Regions from separate parts of the Homo sapiens genome. Here region 2 is linked to region 1. The links are chromatin loops, found by intact Hi-C in ENCODE. Cell type or tissue: PC-9. All regions are shown on one strand. Each heading gives the region's core, and the rest is flanking DNA. Links, peaks and the distances in the headings are about the cores only.

Region 1 (2,911 bases), core at 281-2,780:
AAGGGATTTGGTGTCCAGACCAGCAAATATCAATTGAAACAAAGGGCTATGAGTGTGTCAAGGTGTGCAGGCTGAGGGACTGTGGAAGGAGGCACAGAATGTGGCCTTTCTTAGCAGAGTTCCACATCAGAGCTCACCTACATCTGCCATTCTGTTCTGCTGGCCTCTCAACTCCAGTGAATTCCAGGGGGCTTATGCACCCCGACCCCTGCCTTTGCAATGGGCCATGGGGGGAGAAAGCTCACCATTTGAGGCCCACAGTCCCTGCCCCCCTAACCTTCCTCGGTACGTGGCCCAGGGCCTGGCCTCTCCTGTCACTCCCCTCTCCTGTGGCTGGAGTCTGATCCCTTCCCACAGAGGAGGGGCTCCCTAGGGGCCTGGCCCAATCCACTACCTTCCAGACCTTCCATCTGGTGAGTGTAGGGAGGCGGAGGGATGGCGGGCCCTTTACCAGGTGTGACATAAGTGTAGCTGGAATGCAAGACAGCTTTTGGAAATGGCACAAGATGAGCTTTCTTGGAGTGCAGGAAAACCAGATCCCCAAGAATAGATGGAGCCATGCCAGGAGGGTGTGTTCTAGGCTGCACCGGGCCAAGGCCAGCACTTGGCCACAGCCCCAAAAGTATTCATTCAGCGGATCCTTGTGCATCCGTGAAACAGGCACTATTGTTAGTTACACTTTACAGATGAGGAAAAGTGTAACTAGAAGTGCCCAAACTCTCCTGCCCTGGGTCTGGGGACCCCTAACTCCAGCGTGTGGCAGCCACCCACCCCTGAGTTATACTGGCCCCGTGGATGGAAGCAGGTGAGACGCTTGGAGAGGGCCTAGAGGGCTCTGGGCACTGGATGGACCTGGAGCTTGAAGCTCAGCAGTCCCTGCATGGGGTCTGATTGTCTTTCATTCGGCGCATGCGTGCTGCAGCTGGCCCTTCCCCCTGCCCTCTGAGTTGCTGCAAAGAGCAGTCAGCCCCGGGGCTGCTGTCCCCAGGTGGAGCTGCTATCCCTGGGTGGAGCAGCCCGTGCCTGCCCTCCTGGGAAGCCTGGTGTTTCTCAACCTCGGTGAACATTTGACTCGACGGCGGCACTTAAAACAAAAACTGATGCCAGTACCTCAGCTTCAGACATTCTGATGTAACTGGTTTGCCATGGAGCCCAGGCAGGGTCTTTTTCCTTTCTTAGGTTCCATGGTGATTGTGAACCAGGGAGGGATAAGGCAAGAAAAAGGCCGGAGTCAGGACACCTGGGCTTGGATCCTTTCCCACCACTTCGTTTTCCATTGCCTGGGGCTATGCTGTCCACCTTCTCTGAGCCTGTTTTCCTCATCTGTCTATTGGGGATGTTATCAGCCTCAAATAGCAGGGTGGTATTAGTGTGAGACTAGATGTGAAGGTGCTTTGAAAACTAGGACTGTATAAAACGGGAGGGGTTACTATGGGGCCATTGTTGGGTCAGGTGTTTGCCAGACCTCACGCCCCAGGGCTGCCACCTTGTCCATTCTTTGAACTTTTCCAGAGGGCTTCTGAGGATGCCACAATCTCCTTGCCCATTTCCCCTCCATTACCCTTAGTGCTCTTGTACCCAACCCTCTGAAGAGGTAGCTTTTATGGGTGAGTGGGTGAGCAGCACCTCCGCTGTGGCTCTAGCTGCAGGAACCACACTCACTGATGTGCAGTGCAACCTAGAAACCTTTGCCGAGAGGAAGCATCATTGCATCCACGTGGGAAGATGGCTGGCTGGGCAGGGATCTTGAAGATGTCAAGCACATCTCTCACCTGGAACTAACTGTGCCTCTTTGAACGTTAAGCAAACACCGGGGCTATACTGCCACTGTGTGGCAGCATGCAGAACTGCAGCTGAGCCTACATCGGGCCCTTGGAGAGTCTGTTGCATTGAAGAGGAGTGGTCCAGAAGGAGTCAGCTGGAGACGTTGTTACCACTGGCCCTATCCCAGATCCCCTGAGTTAGAAGCTCGGGGAGGGGCCTGGGAGTCTGCATTGAAACTTGCTTCCTGTGTGGTTCTTATGGAGGACTGGTTGACTTCATTTATAGGATCCAGGGCAAAATAAAAATATGGAGTCCCTTATTCAGAAATTATTAAGAATGTCAAGACAGAAATAGCAGAACATTAAACTAAGTGTCAGCCTTGTATGACTGCATGGGTCATGCCCACGGGGCTATCCCTCTTCTTATGCTCTCTACATTTGGACAGTCACCACTGTCATCCCTGAATCTGTTTGATGTGTCTTGAATACTAACTACATAATAAGATGTGGTGGTTAAAAGCGTAACCATGGAGGTGAGGTAGTCTTTGAACAGAATCAGACTCTTGAGTTATGTGCCTTTGGACATATTTCTAACCTCTGTGAATCTCATTTACTTCCTCTTTAAATATTGGGATAGTTTCTATCTTAAAAGACTTGCTTTGAGAATATAAAATCATTTCTGTCACACGGTAAGTGCTGCCTAAATGTAGCTCTCGGCCTTGCATGGTGGCTTACGCCTGTAATCCTGGCACTTTGGGAGGCCAAGGCGGGTGGATCAACCGAGGTCAGGAGTTCAAGACCAGCCTGGCCAACGTGGTGAAACCCCGTCTCTACTAAAAAATACAAAAATTAGCCGGACTCGGTGGCGGGTGCCTGTAATCCCAGCTACTTGGGAGGCTGAGGCAGGAGAATCACTTGAACCTGGGAGGTGGAGGTTGCAGTGAGCTGAGATTGCACGAGCCTGGGCAACAGAGTGAGACTCCGTCATAAAAAAAAGAAAAAAAAAATAGCTCTCACTATATCCCAGGCTCGGTATTAGGATGTCAGGCTATGAAGATGATGAAGATGAAGAAGATTACAGCCTTTGTCCTGAAGGGCTGAGATTCTTGTGGAAGGAAACAGCCCCGACACCCAAAGATGGCCCTCCA
Region 2 (2,911 bases), core at 195-2,694, 83 kb before region 1:
TGTTGGCAGGTGTATCTGTTTGTTAAGGTTGCTATAACAAAGAAACACAGACTGGGCAGCTTAAAAGACAGAAATTTACTTTCTCACAGTTCCTGAGGCTGGAAGTCCAAGATCAAGGTGTTGGCAGGACTTTTCTCCTGAGGCTTGTCTCCTGGACTTGCAGGGGGCTCTTGCTCACTTCTTTGTCCTCACATGGTCTTTCCTCTGTGTATACACATCCCTGCTGTCTCTTCCTTTTCTTTCTTTCTTTTTTTTTTTTTTTTTTTTTTCTTGAGATGGAATCTTGCTCTGTCACCCAGGCTGGAGTGCAGTGGTGCTATCTCGGCTCACTGCAACCTCAGCCTCCTGGGTTCAAGCGATTCTCCTGCCTCAGCCTCCAGTCTCTTCCTCTTTTTATAAGGACATCAGTCCTATTGTATCAGGACCCCACCCTAGCAGCCTCATTTTAACTCACACACCTCTTTAAAGACCTTATCTCCAAATATACCTACATTCTGAGGCACTGGGGGTTGGGACTTCAACATATTACTTTCGGGGTGGTGACACAATTCAGCACATAACAGCAGGACCATGTTCCCTTGGGAGGCCCTGAGGGAAAATCAGTCCTGCTTCTTCCATACTCTGGTGACTGCTGGCATTCTTTGACTTGTGGCCACATCACTCCAATCTCTGTCTCAAGGGCCACTTTGACTCCCTCTTCTGTCTGTGTAATCTCATTCTACCTCCCTCTTACAAGGACATTTGTGATGGCATTTGGGGTTCACCAGGATAATCTTTTTATCTCAAGATCCTTAACTTAGTTATATCCGTAGAGACCTTTTTTCCAAATAAGGTAACATTTGCATGCTCCAGAAATTTGGATTTGGATATCCTTTGGGGGGGCCATTTTTCAGCCCCCCAAAACTGAGGCTCTGCAGGATGAAACAACCCACCCAATGTTATGGAGAGAACAGAGGCAGAGGCAGGTTTCCGAACACAGGGGACAGAGCTCAGTCCACGGTTCCTTCCAGTCCATGTATTAATAGCTGCACACCTTTGAAAGCAGGATGAGAGACATACTCTGCTAAGAAGGACGCCCTCACCCAGAGTTTTTCCTGCAGAGAGGAGGAGCACAGAAGCTCAGCAGAGACCGTGGGACCAGAGAATCATATTTGTGGTCAAGCAAGTTCCTAGAAGCAAGGAATGTGACGTGAGCTTCAGATCCAGAGAAACGTAATTTATCTTGGAGAATGACTCAGGTGCAAAGGGCCAAAGCTGCTGGAAGAGCACTGGGATGGTGACTCTGGGCAGGCCGCAGCTGAGTCGATGTTTACTCTCTTCAGAAATGAAGCAGTGGGCAGGGAAAAACTCACTGTGTCTCAAGCACAGAGACACTGGGAGGTAACCAGGCTCGATGAAGGTGGCCGCCTGCACAGTGGTTTGGACCCTGGTGTATATGTGTGTGTGTGTGTGTTTGTGTGTCGGGGAGGGAGGGGACAGGGCCAGGGCCAGGGATGCCGACAGGTGCTTTTCTGTTTGAGAAACATGCTTGCTACAAGCACAAGGAGCAGGTAGGATCACCAACCCACTGTAGTTTGCCGGGGACTTTCCCTGTGTAAGCACTGAAAATTCTATGTCCCAGGAAACCCCTTTTTCCTTGACAAACAGACACAGCTGGTCACTGTAGCTCCAGTACTCATTTGAATATAATGAATGCCTCAAGTCTATTTCACATGGCAAGGCCATGGCCATGGCTCTGTCGCCAAGCTGAATGGGAAGGAAAGGCAATTTGTCTTTGCAAATTGCCCCAAAACAAGCAATATAAAAAATGATGCAGCTGGGCGTGGTGGCTCACGTCTGTAATCCCAGCACTTTTGGGAGGCTGAGGCTGGCAGATCACTTTAGCTCAAGAGTTTGAGACCAGCTAGGCCAACATGGTGAAATCCCACATCTATTAAAAACACAAAAAATTAGCCCGGCATGTGCTTGTAATCCCAGCTAGCTGGGGGACTGAGGCAGGAGAATTGCTTGAATCCGGGGGGTGAAGTTTGCAGTGAGCTGAGATTGTGCCACTGCACTCCAGCCTGGCCAACAGTGAGATTCTGTCTCAAAAAAAAAAAAGACGCATTCATTATGTATGAGCTTGGCTGCCCTAACAGAGACTGCAAGTAACAGTGGCTTAGATGTAGTAGAAGGTCATTGTTCTTCCACTTAACAGCCGGGGCTTACACAAGTCAGAGTCAGCGTGGCAGCTCCATGAACAGGGTTCCCTCTGTCTGGTTGCTGAACCTTCTCTAGGGTGCTGCCCTGGTGCGCATGACCTACCACCTTCATGCTCCTCACCGTCCTCCGCCCTCTCAGCTCTCCCTCTCCACGTAAAGAGTTCCCTGTGTTACAGTTCCCCTGTGTAAGTGTCTAGAGAGCTTTCTGCTTTCCTAATTGGATGCTGACTGATACAACCTGTGACTTCAAAATGATAAGAGGTACAGAGAGAACATGGGCAGAGGAATGCCACAGACATACCCGTGGCAGACATATCTCAAGAAGTGAGACCAGAGAGAGGAGAAAGGGCATTGATGGCTTGATCTGAGACGGGAGGAACATCTTCTGGTTGTTGTTCATGAGCAGGTAGTTTGAGCTGCATGGAGCTGTAGAGTGGAGCTTGGGTGGAAGCTGATTCATGGGCTCCTGAGTGGAGGCTCCACAGATGGGAGTGGACTCGGGCAGCAGTCAGGGCTGAGCTGGGTGAGGAGGGAGGTCCTCAGCAGATTGGCTAGAGGAAGCAGGGGTGAAGCCAGGAAGGGTCAGCAAGGAGCAGGCAGTGGAGCAGTCAGAAGATCCTGCCTGAATGTTGGAAAGAGGAGGGAAGAGCAGCAGAGTCAGTAAGGAGAGGTGAGAGGCTCCTGGATGAAGAGGGAAGTCAGCAGGGGGC

The links. A loop is a pair of places that touch in the nucleus more often than their neighbours do. Peaks named below come from ENCODE experiments on the same cell type or tissue, not always from the same donor. Only the 100,000 strongest peaks of a DNase experiment are listed, where the experiment ranks them.
Region 2: it touches region 1 in a loop (4-fold over the local background); 12 of 110 quality-filtered maps call a loop at or near these places.

What each region holds. Positions count from the first base shown.
Region 1 is chr2:216,664,966-216,667,876 of GRCh38, forward strand. No RefSeq gene overlaps it. Among named protein-coding and RNA genes, the nearest start is that of IGFBP-AS1, 28 kb to the right of the region's middle. In PC-9, for the core only: CTCF peaks have their summits at 1,843 and 2,042; DNase peaks (open chromatin) are centred at 506, 966 and 1,826; H3K27ac peaks cover 662 bases.
Region 2 is chr2:216,582,126-216,585,036 of GRCh38, forward strand. No RefSeq gene overlaps it. Among named protein-coding and RNA genes, the nearest start is that of LINC01280, 23 kb to the right of the region's middle. In PC-9, for the core only: no CTCF peak of the experiment used is centred there; a DNase peak (open chromatin) is centred at 1,186; H3K27ac peaks cover 604 bases.